2 separate regions of the Homo sapiens genome follow, and region 2 is linked to region 1. A link is a loop called in an ENCODE intact Hi-C map of the cell type or tissue named here. Cell type or tissue: B cell. All regions are shown on one strand.

Evidence for each region. A loop is a pair of places that touch in the nucleus more often than their neighbours do. Peaks named below come from ENCODE experiments on the same cell type or tissue, not always from the same donor. Only the 100,000 strongest peaks of a DNase experiment are listed, where the experiment ranks them.
Region 2: a loop joins it to region 1, with 2.7 times the contacts of the local background. A loop is called at or near these places in 8 of 110 quality-filtered maps.

The regions. Positions count from the first base shown.
Region 1 is chr9:27,329,623-27,337,622 of GRCh38, forward strand. MOB3B (MOB kinase activator 3B) reads right to left here. Exons shown (of 4, transcript NM_024761.5): 4 at 1-994. The coding sequence ends at 965. Among named protein-coding and RNA genes, the nearest start is that of EQTN, 36 kb to the left of the region's middle. In B cell, CTCF peaks have their summits at 3,687 (motif pointing right) and 3,888; a DNase peak (open chromatin) is centred at 3,749.
Region 2 is chr9:27,438,743-27,446,742 of GRCh38, forward strand. All of the region lies in intron 2 of MOB3B (MOB kinase activator 3B), which reads right to left. Among named protein-coding and RNA genes, the nearest start is that of IFNK, 82 kb to the right of the region's middle. In B cell, no CTCF peak of the experiment used is centred here; a DNase peak (open chromatin) is centred at 3,129; H3K4me3 peaks cover 560 bases; H3K27ac peaks cover 2,828 bases.

The DNA.
Region 1 (8,000 bases):
ATTGTACTTTTTTCACTGAAATGTTAGTATTATGTAGAGACAGCCACGACTCCCTGTCTTTAATAAAGAACAAACACTGCAGTAATCATGCCCAACGCTCCCGCTGATCATTCTTAGTTATTTAGGACTTTTATTTCTCTCTTCTGGGAAACAGGAAAGAATATCTTCCACTGAAGAGACAAGGAATGATGGTGGTTATAAAAAATACATTCTGATCAGGTGAACTGGTAACTTGTCAGCTTTACGCTAGTAACCAGTCTCTTCCCTGCAGTTAGAACGTGAAGACCCTGTTTGGGGCAGAGACAAGCCACCCCATGGAGTGTCCCTGATAAAACTATTTATTAGGGAAATGCTATGGACGCCTCGGCAGGGAGAGTAGGGAGGTGCAGGGGATGGGTAGGGGTTCAGGTGTCTCAGAGCTCCACAGCCCTGCACAGTGTTAAACCACAGATCAGAGCAGGAGCTTTTAGAGACCTGAAAGGAAGGCTTATTGCATAAAAACTTGCTGCACATCCAGAGGTCCAAAATTCACCCGGCACTTAAAAAACCAATCACAGAGAAGTCGGCCAGCTGACAAGACAGATAAGTGGAAAAATACGAACACGCATCTCAGTCTCAAAACCTGAATTCCAGTAAAGCTTAGGCGGCAGGTCACAGGCAGAACTGTGCCATGTGTGGAAGTGCAGAGGCTTCCTCGTGGACAATTCCCCAGCCAGAACGGTCAAGGGGCTGGTCCTTCTTTCACGTTGTGGTCTGCCTCGTCCACAGGTCTGGGCTAGCAGCACTCAGAAGGTTAAGAGCACACAAAGTGAGTGGGGAATGTCTCTCAGGAGTCACTGCTTGCCTCCACCTCTGCTGTTCCTGGGAGTAGGTGTGTCATTTCAGCCAGGGTGGTCCACCTCCTGCCCGCTCAGGGCACCAGGAGGAAACAGCTTTCCTTTCTTCCAAAGGGTGAGGTGGAGCATTAGTGACACATCCTGCTCGTCATTTCTTTCTGGAAAGCAAGGGGAAAAGGATGGTTAGGAGAAACTATAAGCAGAGCAACGATTTGGTGAAGGATCCTGAAAATGCTCTTGGAATCTCGAGAGCCTGTAAATGAAAGCTTGCAAGCATGGTCCATGAATAAGGCTTAGCATGAGGGTATGTTCCATCTGTTTGTTCTGCAGAATTTTTTTTTTCCATTAAGGCACTGTTTAAAAATTTGACTCATGTATCAAAATTCAGGTTGCTTGCTTGCTTTTTCTGAGAAATTGCAAGATTTGGAGCTTCTGAACAACTGGAGTTGAAGAATGGCTGTCCTCTTCAGCAGAAGAATTTGCTCTCCAGTTTGCCCCAGTCCTTGCCACTCCCACCTGACTTCCCAGCAGGAGCCATGTAGCACTTATGAACTGATACAGTAATTGGATTTGGACTGCTAGTTTTCTTCGAGTAGGGAAAGATTTAAGTTTCAATCAAAGATGGAAAAATAAAGGATAAGTGGGTATAAGTCAAGAAAAGCAGGAAGGAGGACATTTTTAAAAATAGAAATGAATAATACACCAAAGTGTCTGACATGCGTCACCTGCCTGGCTCTTGTGGGTATTTATAGATCCCGAATAGCCATCCTTTCTCTACCCCTGGGGCTCCGCACAGGTTGAGTCCCATGCCTATGGTCCGCTGCTACCACATCCTGCGCCTGCCCCTCTTCATTTGTCAAATTGCCACTCATTTTTCCACCTCAGGTAAGGTGACTTTTACCTGCTGGGAGACCTTCCCGCACTCCTGCCCCACTCGCTGTGGAGGTAGCCACTCTCTCCTCCTGTGCACACATTGATTCTTACATGCAGTGTATGAATTTGTACATCTCTGTGTGTGTGTGTGTGTACTGGGGCTCTGGACATGTCTGTTGGCCCTGCTAGACTGGGCGCTACTAAGTGCCAGGAAAAAGAAGCACTCATTGAATCGCCCCATGTGCTTTCATCTTTGTAGCCCCTGCCCCTGGCACTGTGCCAGGGTAGTGGCTCCTCTTTCATCTCCAAGGATGGTCTGAGGAGCAGGCTAGTAATGAGCCCTGTGCCATTTAGCATCTTGAGAAGACAAGTTTCATGTCACTTTAGTTAGATGAACGATCTTCCAAGTTCTACCTGCTGCAGAGCTGACTGCAGCTACTACATCTCTTGCATACTGACCTGGACTGCCACACCTTATATAATAGGAAACATCGAGAAAAAGGAGACTGAGTGTGGGAGTGCCAAGGTGTTCAGAGAAGCGTTCTATTCGAAAACCATACAGATGTGCTGGTTAAAGAAATAACAATAGACAAGGCAGAATCTAGGCACTTTTGCATCTCTATAATTATTAATACAGGAAGTTACAAATCTATGTGTATATCTAATTTTTTCAATTTTTAATTTTTTCGACAGGATCTTGCTGTTGCCCAGGCTGGAGTGCAGTGGCAACAGCTCACTGCAGCCTCAACCACTCGGGCTCAAGCTATCCACCCACCTCAGACTCCTGAGTAGCTGGGACTATAGGCACACAACACCACACCTGGCTAGTTTTTAAGTTTGTTGTATAGACAGGATTTCACCATGTTGCCCTGGTTGGTCTCAGACTCCTGAGCTCAAGCATTACCCATCTTGGCCTCCCAAAGTGCTGGGATTACAGGTGTGAACCACTGCACCCAGCTTTTGGCTTAACTCTTGATGACACAGACAAGGAAAACAAGATGGGAATACAACAAGAGCATGTGTGTGTGTGTTTGAGAGAGACAGAAAGAGAAGTAGGGAGAGAGAAAGTGTGTTCATGGGATAAACAGAATTTTAGCTTTATAACTTAATTATTTGCAATAGGTCTGTACTTTTGAAAAGAAAGAAGCTAGCTATAGTTAAATATCTATAAGATGCCAGGTGCTTTGGGGTGGTTATACCATTGCATCTGTATAACTCTAAGACAGGGAACTATGACCTCCAATGGACAGAGGAAGAATCCCAGTTTCAGAGCAGAAGCTATTTGCTCAAGGTAAATGGGTAAGGTACAGAATGCTCAACAGTAACCGCTGCTTTTATTAAACAGAGGCCTGCTGTTTGCCAGTCCCAGTGTCTACTGCTATACAGATATTATACTTTGTGAAGTAAGATTTGCCATCTCTACTGTATTGATGAGGAAAAACCCTCAGGGAAGGAGAGTACCTTACCAGGTCACATAGAAAGCTGCAGGTCTACGGTTTAAACTCAGGTCTATCTGACCGCAAAGGCTTGCTCTTTCTACTACACCATGTGATTGTAGGTTAAAGCCTCTAAGATAGTCTTATGAATATGCAATCGGATAATACTGGCATATATTAATTGACATATATAATTATAGGTGGTTGCAGTCATTCATGAATTTTCAAAATGCCAGATTTTTTTCTTTATCCAGACTGATGCCAGTTTGAATTATAGGTACAATGGGCAAATACTAGAACAATTATGCCACTGAGAGAGTATGGACACTAGAAATATGGCAGAGTTTTTTTTTAAGTAGCAGAGTAACAGTTTCAGAGAGGACAGGGTACTTATTCAAGGTCACTGAGATGCAGGATAAAAACTGTTTCCTGGGATGCCTCTTAAATTCATAAAGGGAATGTATGGTTGAAATAGCAGATCAGAAACATCAGGAAAGACATTTGAGTTGGATCCATCCTTCAAAGCTCTGCAAGACTCTGCAAGCTGTATTCTAGCACTTGCCCACTGGGTGGAGCCAATGAGCTGTTAAAAAAAAAAACTCGTTTAAATAAACAAATGGCAATGCTAGGTTCCATCGCTTTCTTCATCAGAGCCCTCCCGCAGGCTAGCAGGGCCAAACACATTCCTTCCTCTCTGAGAGTGTGGCCAAAATAGCTTCTACCCAGGGTGCTCTTTACAATGAATTTGCCATTGCTGGAGTTACTGAATGCCCTGTGTATTAAGGCAGGCCACTAAAGAACTCCAAAACGTGTATTAAAAGGCTTCCGCTGAGGTGATGAGAAGCTTCTGAGAAAGTTCCTGGTGACTGTGCTTGGCTTGTATATGAAGATTTTCAAAAACACCTGAATTTTTCAAAATGTGTTTTTAACAGAAGATCAAAGTAGAATCTTGGTTGTGGTCACTCGGTTTCATTTGTTTTAAAATAAAGCAGTAATTGATTCTATGAAGTCCCTGGTTCTCCACTGTCAACAAAACAAATTCCATCCTCTGAAGCCTGTCAAAGAAAGAGGACCCATCGCCCCCTGCTCACCTCCTGCTGAATTCCCTCCCACTCACCACACCAGCCAGGCAAACTAGACTTCTCCAGGTCTCCAACTGGCCAGTTTCTAGTGGTTTCTTTCTTATATCTGGTAAATATTTTCTGCCCTTCTCTGCCTGGCAAATTTTGACATCCTTTAAGATGCAATTGTCAGCTCCTTTCTTGGGTATCTCCATCACTTTGCACACATTTGCATTCTATCACATTGGAATTCATCATTTCATTTTTGCCTGAATCTGAGAAGAACATTAATATTTTTTAGTATATTAATGTATGATGCATATTTTATTCAAATTGTATAACAGGATGTATGGTTTGATCCAGTTATTTTGAGAAAAAATATAAAGAAAAATATGGGTCCAACATGATAAATTTATCTTTGGGTGAATACAATTGTGTATGTTTTCTGTTTCTAATTTTTTTGTCCTTTGCGGAGTCTGAAGTTTTAGATATTTTTGATATGCATGAATTTTTTTCTAAGAAAACAAGACCGGTTATTTAAAAAACAAAAAGGAAAGTAGACAGAGACTCCAATCTGAAATCATATTTCACTTTAGAAATGAAGTTAAAATGACATTTGCCTAGTTTTTGTGGGGACGGTGGGGGTGGATGAAATCAGCCTGTCTTTTACATAAGATACTCAATTTTTTCTGTTCTGATCTAAACACTTTTTAAATTTAAATCTTCTTTATGTACTTGTTAGCAGTTGGAAGAAGTTCTTGATAGCCATTGAACAAACTTCCGTGAACTCTAAGTGTCAAATCTTAGTCTAACCTCAGTGTACCCATTTTTATAACTGGTAGTCAGTGGAGGATAGGGAATAATGATCCAGAGAAGTAAAATGACTTATTCCAAGTCACACAAATACTCTCTGACTTAGGCAAGACTACAAAGAAATCAACGCTCTCAGTTTACTGCACTACATCATCACACATTTTAGTAATCTAATATTCTTTTTTTTCTTTTTCTTTTTGAGATGGAGTCTCGCTTTGTTCCCCCAGGCTGGAGCGCAGTGGCGCGATCTCGGCTCACTGCAAGCTCCACCTCCTGGGGTCACGCCATTCTCCAGCCTCAGCCTCCTGAGTAGCTGGGACTACAGATGCCCGCCACCACGCCCGGCTAATTTTTTGTATTTTTAGTAGTTAGCCAGGATGGTCTCGATCTCCTGACCTCGTGATCCGCCTGCCTTGGCCTCCCAAATTGCTGGGATTATAGGCATGAGCCACTGCGCCTGGCCCAAGAAGCTAATTTTCATATGGAACATATGAAGAAGAACACTTGATGTTTACTAGGGGACAGTCATCATGCTTGCACAGCAATTTTAATAAGTTAACTCTAGGAATTATGAAACAAGCGCCAAAAAGCAGTGACATCATCACAGAGTCATAGGCTGCTGTTATAGCTGGGAGGAAACATGGGTGTCACCTACTCCAACACTTTAATTTCGGAGATGTGGCAACTCAGACCATCGGAAAGTAAGTGACTTCCCTAATGCGGCAAAACTAATTAGTGGCAGAACTGGACTGCTGGCCTGTGGGCTCTCTGACTTCACATTGATTCGAAAGAGGCAATTTGTGTACACAGGATTTCTTAGAGCTGGCTTGATGTGCTGCAGGTAAAATCTTTATCATCTCATGATGCTCCTAAACTCCATTAATGGCTTTCAGTAGTTTTCAAACCAAGTCTCCACTGTAACATACGATGCTGTTCCTGATCTAGACTCTTCTCAGGCACTCAACCTCATCCCCCATCGGTGGCCGACGCTCCTTCTCTCCCATGGAACACACAACGATTTCCATACACATGCTCCTCTCTTCCCAGAACACCCTTCTCCCATCGCCAACACCCTTTAACGCTCTTGACCAGTTGTCATCTCCTTAGGGACACATTCTTCTACCCTCCCACCCTGTCCCCAAGGAATCCTAGGTGCTCCTCTTCCAGATTCCCTCAGTGCCCATGACACCTTTCACACTGTTGTGCGACCGTTTATCACATTCCTGGTTTCAGCACCAGGCTGCTCTTGAAGAGAGAAAACCTATCTGGTATTTGTGTAGACCCTGGTGCTCAAGACCTGGCACATACTAGGTGCTTAAAACATATTAAATTAAACTGAAATCCAATGAAAAGGAACACTTATTAGGTCTACAGACCCAAGTAAAATGAGAGGTGGAAGGAAACACGCATTTCATACCTACGATGGGGAAGGCACTTAGACTTACCTTGTGCACTTTCTCACAACTCTATGAACTAGGCATTACTTTTTCTAATTTACAGATGAGGAAAAGGAGGCCCAGAAATTTGAACTAACTTGCCCAAGTTCACCCAGCTAGTCAGTGTAACAATAATGATTTAGTGGACTCAAAAACAAAAACAAGCAAACAACATTCTGCTTTCATTACTCTGCTGGAGGGAGGAGCAAAAGAAAAGGAGTGAGTCTTTTTGTTTCTGTTGTAAAATGGATAAGGGGGGGGAAGAGCTACCACAGCAGCATTTCAAAACCCATGTCTTCTTTTAATTACCAGCTTCCTGCTAACTCTGAGACACCAGGAGAAAGGGGGAGGAAGAAATACTTGAAACAAAAAATAATCAAGGAAGAAAAGCAGTATGAAGAGATGTAGAAGGCTCCGCAGTGTGGTAAGGAGCAGGAGGACCCTTGGTGCTGGAAACTTTGGAAAAATGACTGTTATATACGTGAACTCCTGCCCCTAGTAACCACCATTAAACAGCCAACGGGTTAAAGCAGGGCAGTGAGCAGTACGCCTCTCTCAGGGCCACATCTGACATTATGTTGTGTACTTCTCACTAACCATTTTAAAGCCGTTGGATGTTTAATGGTGGCTACTAGGGGGAGGAGTTCACGTATATAAAGGAAATTGGGCTCTCTAATACAGCACGCCCGCACACGTGTATACTCATGCGTACACACCCCTGAAGTAATGGAAACAGAACGGAAAGTAGGAGAGATTCATCTCCCCCAGCACCTTTTCCAATCATGCAGCTTCATCAATACATTTTAAAGGTAAAATCAAATGTGATATTGCTGAAAAGACACGAGGAAAGCTGCGAGTCCCCCGGAAAAGGCCGTCAAAGGGTATTGCACGTTTCACAAAGTGCCTCCCTGCCCATTAATCAGCAGTGCAGCCTCAGTCCCAGCTACCGGCCCCGTGCCCGAGCTTGGCCCTGTGGCCTGCCGTCAGCCCCATCTCCACTCAGATGGGACATACCTGGAAAAGTGGCTTGAACTGCAGCAGAAGTACAGAAGCCACATTTCTGGCTGGGCTGGGGGTGGACAGCACCAAAACCCTACAACCGGGAAGAGTTTCATTCCCCACAGCAAGGCTAAGGCCCTCTAGGGGTAGAGGCCAGGTCAGAAAGAGGGCTTTCTGGAAGCCTTTCGTCTCACAAATTCCACTTCTTAGAGACTTAAAAATCTCCAGATTGTACCCATATTTCATTAGTTTCTTCTGTGATGGCTGTGGATTGAGAACACTGACCATCTTGAAAATTCCCTCTCTCATGGCTTTCCCCTGCCCTTCCTGCCTCCATTCCAAACAGCTGTGCTGGCGAGGTCTATGCCAAGGTTTCACGGCCCCCTCCCAACAGGGTCCTCAGCTCCTGCCAGCACTCACTTCCCTCAGGCCACATTTCCACACTCAATGTTACACCAACATTTTGCTATTTCCTTATCTCAAGATCTAACCCACTTATAGCAAAAGCAAGTCCCTCTGGACTGGGTAGTTTTCTTGGAGGAGTGA
Region 2 (8,000 bases), 110 kb after region 1:
CCCCGTGAGTCGCTGTAGACTGATAAGGGCAGCCAGATTCCACAGCCATTTAAAGAGTCAACATGTTTTAGGGCTAAAAAACTTCATGGGCCCCAAAGTGTCAACTCCTTGAGGGGTGACTGAGAAACCATGGCCGAAAAGTCCACCTCAGCAGCAAGTCCAGGAACCTACCACTGACCTTACCTGTTGAAAGAGACTTAGGGCCTCTGGGGTCTTTACTTCTGGGAGCCTCAACGGTTTATTGATATGTGTAGCTTCTACTATGGGAGAAAAACACAACAGCTCCTTTGCAGAAATATGGTACTTACAATATTATTAGCAATAATATTAGTGAATATTTATTGAACATTTTCTACACGCAAAGTCCCATGCATTATCCTATTAAGACCTTACAGCAACCTGAAGACCTAGGTTTCCTGAGGTTACAGGGGAGGAAACAAGGTTAACAGACTGAGGAGTAAAGAGGAAAGGCAAACAGAATCTACCTTTATATACTGGACTGGAAATTAAATGTTACAGACATTGAATTATATTGGTCTGCTCATTTCTTAATTGTGAAACTACAAGGCTAGTTGTCATACTCTAATAATCATTTATTTTTTTCCTCCTTCTCTTCCTAGCCGGTGAGACTTTTATCTTTAAAAGACATACCATACATACATACACACATACATATACACACTCAACATTCACCATAAACACAAATTATTGAACCATCTCATCTGTCTTACCTTATTATGGGAGGTTTTTACCATTGGCACAAATCTTTTTAGTTTCAGCAGACCATGAGTCAAATTCCAAGTATTCAAGACACAATGAGAAAGTAGCAAAGCCATGACTTGAAATCTCTTTATTTCATCCATGCAGGATTTCTTCTGCAGGGACCTCATGCTTTGGTGTCACAGAGAAGCAAAACCTTTTGCTTCTTCAAATTATCCTTTTACTTTTTCCCCCTCTCATGCTGTCTTTGAATATATTCATGTTTGTGTTTTATGCAAAGGTATGCATATATGTGCCCAGAATACTCCTATCACAGATGTCTCTGGCATAGCAAAAAAAATGGAATGGAGCCAGAAAGACCTACTATGGACCTTTATAAGCTGTGACCTGTGCAACATTTGTAACCTCTCCGAGGCTCAGTTCCCTCATTGGGAAAACAGGCAAAAGGCTGTTTTGCCTGTCATGCTTTGGGGGTGGGCCCGGTGGTGGGGGGTAAGGCTGTTGTGAGAGGTAAGGTAGCAATGTAAAGCACCTAGTTAACCTACAGTGGAGAGAAAATGGTAGACATCATTATTACAGTAACTGTCTAAAACAAAATCTAGATATGACAAAACCTGGTTAGCAAGGCAGGTGTAAGATTGGTCTCACCCTAGCAGTAAAACACATTTCATGTAGCATAAGATGTTCTATAAATCCCATTCAGAAATGAGTCTGTCCACAGTGGGCAATACATATCTGCCCATCTGCAGGTTGAAGCAATGTGGCCATGTCTCTTTAATGCTGACTGATGTTCAACTACATCACAGTGCCCTTGTCATGGGGCTCAGTTAATGCTGAATTCAATTATCTATGTAGATGGAAAGAGCAGAGTCATAGATAATAATTCTGAGAACAAATACTTTCTAAATGATTCCTTCTTTTTTTTTTTTTTCCATAATAGCTACCTTACTGTATTACTTGGGTCTTGGCTGATGTTTGGTACTCTATAAGAATACGTATCAATGGATGATGGGAAGAAATTCATGACTACTCTGACCTGGATATTATAGAAAGCTCTCCTGAGCCTGAATATTTGTTGCATAAAATTTGCAAGGTGAATAACTGGTGGTGGTCCACCACTCTCTAATGTATGGCACAATAATTATAAAATATTCATTCAATTTTAAGATATTTTCTGTGTGTGTATCAAGTCCCACCAGTTACGCATCTAGTCTGAATTAGCTCATTAGGTTAGGGTGAACATAGTGCTAAGGAAATCAGAAGATTCATTTTTTTTTTAAAGATCAATTAGCATCTTTCCTTTGGTGCTCCCAAAAACTCTGTGATAAGGAGACCACATAACTGTGAATACTGATGTGAAATGCCATCAGTACTGGTGGGTAAATACCATAAAGCAGCGGTCCTCAACCTTTTTGGCACCAAGGATCAGTTTTGTGGAAGACAATTTTTCCACAGCAGGGTTAGGGTTGGTTTCAGGATGAAACTGTTCCACCTCAGATCGTCAGGCATTAGTTAGAGTCTCATAAGGAGTGAGCAATCTAGATCCCTCACATGTGCAGTTCACAATAGGGTCCGTGCTCCCATGAGAATCTAACACCGCCACTGACCTGACAGGAGGCTGAGATCAAGCAGTAATTCTCCATTACTGGCCACTCACCTCCTGCTGTGCGGCCTGATTCATGACTTCCACCAACAAATGTAATGTCTTTTCTACCGTAACTAAGCACTTACCATGCACTGTGGCCATAACTTTTGCAGTTTGAGAGGCAACAAGAAAATTAGCATAAATTTCTTTTTACTTCACAATTTCACAGGCAGAAGATTCATACCATAGATCTGAGCAACCTTAGCCTACAATTTTTTTCTTTCCTTAAGTCCTTATGTTCACCTTTTCACTTAAAGGAAGCACTTTATGGCTTCTCTTTGGCATATCTGAATTGCTGGCATCACTACTCTTGCACTTTGGAGCCATCATTAAGGAAAATAAGGGTTCCTTGAACACAAGCTCTGTGATACTGCAAAGGTTAACTGATAACCCAGATATCTACTAAATGAGCAATGGGCAGGTAGAGTCTACAGTGTGGGTATGCTGGACAAAGGGAAGGTTCTTGTCCCAGGTAGGACAGAGCAAGATTTCATCATGCTACTCAGAACAGTGTGCAATTTAAAACTTATGAATCATTTATTTCTGGAATTTTCCATTTAATATTTTCAGACCACAGTTGACCACAGGTGACTGAAACAGAGGAAATCAGAACCATAGATAAAGGGGGACTACTATATTGTGAAATTCGTAATGCAATTGTCGCTTGTCTTGTTTCAACCAACATAGTCTAGTGCCTACTAGGTACAAAGGACTCCCTCCCCACCCCAGCAGTGTTCTCAGTGTTGTATGGATCCCTAAGGACCCTTTCAAAGGTACACAAAATCCTCCCCTTTCCAACCACATACTCATGTCAGCCCTGACATGAATCAAAACAATAAACCACAATAGACTGAAAATGCAGAAGCGGATATGAGTCCAGTTGCCTTCTGTTAAACCAGACGTTAAAGAGATTTGTGAAGAGTAAAACAATATTACTCTCTTTACTCAAAAATTTTTTTGTTTTGGGAAATGTAGTTATTTTTCATAAAAAAAGTTATTTTGTTAGCATGTAATGGGCTTATTACTTTCTCAATTAATAAATATTTTTAAATTTTCCTAGTTTTAATTTCTAATATTGTTAGCTGTTGCTAGATATGACCCACATACACAAAAGATCAGGATTTTCAGTAATTTTTAAGAATATGAAGGGGTTCTGAAACCACAGAAAATTTGAGGAGCACTGACTGTTGTTCATCTGTCTTATTTAAATCTTACAGCATCCTAATTCCGTTTTCCTACTTTAATTGTCTTCATAGAACTTATCCTTATCTGACATTATGTCATATATTTATTTGCGTTTTATCTGTTTTCTCCATAAGCCAGTTATTTGCCTACTTGCTCTCAGATCCGTTCTCTATCTTTCCTCAGCAAAACGTGTTTCCCAGGCTCCTTTGCCAAAGACAGTGGGAAGCATTGGCAGGAGACTGGAGGAGGGAAGCAGACAGCCAGGTATTTCTACCTCCCACCCTGCCCTTTCGGGTCAGGCAGTACTGCTATTCACCTTGGCTCCAAGGGACCTCCCCTCTTTGCCCCTGGCTCCTGAGCCCTGGTAACACCCTCTCTGACTTCCCTCATGCAAGCCTAAGGTGGCAGTGGCTTCCGGCTCTTGTTATAATATTATATTGTTGCTTTGCCAGCCCAGTTTGACTTTGAGCTCTCTCAGCACTTTTGTGCTAGTTCTCCACGTTAGCTCCTTTCATTGCACCATCTGGCATGGGGCCTGTTTTCCTGACTGAAATGTAAGTTCCATGAGGTCTGGGCCTGTCTCATCTGCTACCATAACCACAATGTCTCAAGTAAATAATTTTTTCAAAGTAACAGCCCTGTGGGATAAGTGTTAGTATCATTATTTTATATATCTGAAAAATAAGGCTCAGGCAGAATTTGCTCGCCCCAGACAAGTGGGTCTCAAACTCTAGCTTGAATCAGAATTACCTACAGAGCTTTAAAACACAGATTTCTGGGCCACTTCCAGAATTTTTGATTCACTAAATATAGGGTGAAGCCTATAACTGCATTTCTAATAAGTTCCCAAGGGATCCTGATGCTGCTGGTCTAGGACCCACTTTGAGAACTACTGCCCTGCGTGACACAACTGAAAAGCAGCAGGGCCAGTCCTTATGTCTAGTCTTCCCACTGCATCTTGAAGCTTAAGGGTATTTGACACCAAGCTCAACAGTCAGGAACGTGCCACCAAATATACATCAACTCTCCCAATAGCTCACTCTGGGACTGTAGTCCAGATCTCTATTACATTATTCATCCTGTACTCTATTATTTGTAGTCTATACCACACTGAAAGTAACAAGTTTTTAAGTTTCCAAACATACATAAACGATTTCTTCCTTTCTTTTACTGGTCTATCACTGAACCTTCTCAAACTGCGAAAGGTATTCTTAAATATCAGGATTTAGTTGGGGAAAATACCCAACCATATTTGCCATCTTCCCTTTATGATTTTACAGCTTTTCACTTTTTCCCTCTTCCTGAAGAATTCAAGTTAGTCCAATCAGGAACCCCTACTTTTCAATTTCTTAATCATCTTAGAGACCATACCCTGGACCGTCTTCTATTCTCATACACCCACCTTGAGTTGCCCCAAGGGCTGGGCACTCTGATTTCAAGACTCACCATCAGGGTTTTGATAAGAAGGTAACATTTTGGTTTGGTTTTAGCATACTTCCTGATCATGCCCCAATAGCTTTATTAGCCCTGGTAGTTGTTAGACTTCAGAAAACCAATGTACACATGACTGGCCTTCTCCTTGGGCTGTCAATAATTATCCTTTCAGAACAGTGAAGAGCATGAATGGCATATGTATGATACACATTCTTTAGTCTTGCACCTATGCAGATATCATAATCAACCACAGCATGTTCTCTCTGAGCCCCATCTAAGAACATTATATGGCATAATATTTCAAGAGCACAAGGCCATGGCAGATGTTCTGCACCTCCTGTGACATTCCAGTAAATGGAAACCTCTGCCTTTGCAACCCCTGTCCTCTGGGAAAAGAAAGAAAGAGAGAGAGAGAAAGAAGAAGGAAAGAAGGAAGGAAGGAAGGAAAGAAGGAAGGAAAGAAAGAAAGAAAGAAAAAGAAAGAAAGAAAGAAAAAGAAAGGAGGGAGGGAGGGAAGGAAGGAAGGAAGGAAGGAAGGAAGGAGGGAGGGAGGGAGGGAGGGAAGGAAGGAAGGAAGAAAGGAAGGAAGAAAGGAAGGAAGGAAGGAAAAGATAAAATACCCCACATCAACCTGCTTTCTTCCACCTCTTCAGATGTCATTTGTAAATGGAGCTCGGGTATTAGAAGGGAAGGCAGTAAATTTTTTCAAGTTAATCATAAAGATATCTTCACAAGTACATCTGTACTTTAAATAGGTACATATATGAAAAAGTGGGCCTAAATTTTTCTACTTGAAAAGAAATACTTTATCCCAATTTAATCTTTATCATTTCCAGAAAACAGGGAATTATAGACACTACTTTCATCTTGTTTTTAAGTTATTATGTTTTTAGAGAGAGGAAAGGTTATAATTTCATCAAATGCAGCTTAAAAAACTCTGTAGCTTTGTAGTTAGGCAAGTCTGGATTCTAAACCTGGATCAACCACTTACTAGGAGGGTGACTTTGAAAGAAGAAATTTATCTCAGTTTCCTCATTTGAAAATAGGGATAATAATAATGATGGTTAACCAGGACTGCTGTGAGGATTAGAAAAAATATAATAAAAGACCTAGCATATTGCTTGGCCCAGAATAAGTAATAAATGCTAGTTAATATAATTATTACTGTATTTTAAGCTTTGGAATTACCACCTTATTTTAAAAGTGGAATGTATCACTCTTAGTTGGTATTCAAATTTTGATCAACTGATATTCTAATGGATGTAAAAAATTATTTCTTTTCTGAGATCACTGGAACTGTGACATGATCAATAGCGTCTCTCCATTTTTTCTTCAGCTGGTAAATAAATGTGCAAAGGTACTGAAGGCAAAATTCTCCTATGTAATCAAGCAGTAAAAGCTGTAATAAATCAGAGGTTTTTCCTTTTTATATCACTTTGAAAAGGGAAATTATGCTAAAATTTTTTCAGCATTTAATTCTCTACCAGGAACATCCTAAGCACTTTATGTGCATTACGTCACTTAATTCTGATAACCTTACAAAGCAGGTATTATTATTTTTCCCACGTCACCTTCTAGATGGGGAGGTAGTCTCAGAGAAGTTCAGGGTTTGCCAAGCTTACATAGGGAGAGCTTACGTAAGGAGAGGAGCAGATTTAAATCAGAACTGAAGATGAGCTCTGGGACTTTACACTATTTCTGGAAAACAGAAAAAAGCCAGCAGCCATCCCATGTGCCTTGACAGCTACTGCCCACAGGTAGTTTCTAGCGACTCTGGTACCTCGTTGACACATTTGCTCACATTTCTCTTCAAAAACATGGGAAGACAAATGCCCCTGGCTGCAGGCTTTTTCTTTTCCACTTTGAGATGCCAAATATGGATGGCTTATCTGAGGGCCATAATAGGTAAGTCCGCAATATTTAGCAACTTCTTTTCTTCCTGTTAACTGTAGTAGAATTCCCAGGCTGGGTCAAGCAATCAAGGAGGTATTGAAGAGAGTGATCCACAAGTAATTCTCAGTGGTCCCCAGACACTGAGGCCCCACTGTGCTGTCACATCAGGCATTAGGGTAATCTTCAGCTGCACCAGAGACTAAGCAGGAGCCTCCCATTGCCGGCGGATTGTCAAGGGATATGATCCAGGGGGTGGGCAACACAATGAACACCTGACTCTTGGCTGCAGCTTCTCCCTTAATTCTTCGCTGCTCTCCAGTCCTGACGACCTGGGCTGGATGATGTAGAAACATCAAAAGCCTATTGCTGCTTTTGAATAATGGTTATTTCTTTTCCTGAGAAAGAACTAACAACTCTGGCTCCAGTCTCTGTGACGACGAATGTTTTAATCACAAAAGGCCTGAACTAAGGTTCAGTTAGACACATCACTAAGGAGATATTCACATAATAAAAGGCCTCTTCGCCAAGTTTTGTTTAAATATTGAACTCTCAGAGAAATGAAGATGTTAGCCAAGTGACAAAAAATTCAACTGCCTCCCAATTTTTGGGAATACATCTTTTTTTTTAATATGAACTATGTGGCATCCTTCAATTCATTTACACTTGCACTACAGTAGTAGTTCACCACGTGTCTACTTTATACCGAATGTTATGCTGGGTGCTGCATCCTGCAGCAGAAAGAAGATGGAACTGGCTTTGTGCAGGCCACTTGTGCTATGCCTGTGAAATGCCTTCTAAAGTTCTATTAGAGACTCCTTCCTGATTCTAGCTGTCAAGGCCAAGCAACGCCAATCTCATCCCATGAATGTCTACCTTTCCTTTCATTTGTTCCCCAAGCTATAGCAAAAGATGAAGGGAACATGGATGATCAACTCCACAGCCAAATGCTTGAGATAATTATGGACTTTTGATCCTTAGTTCTTTCTAACCTTGATTTACCTGATGAGTCTATTGTATCACACTGAGGCTGTGATACTGAGGGAACTAACGTTTAAAGCTTACTGCTCTATGTCCTAGCATTGTGTCAGGGGCTTCACACGTAGCATGTTATTTTATATTCTTA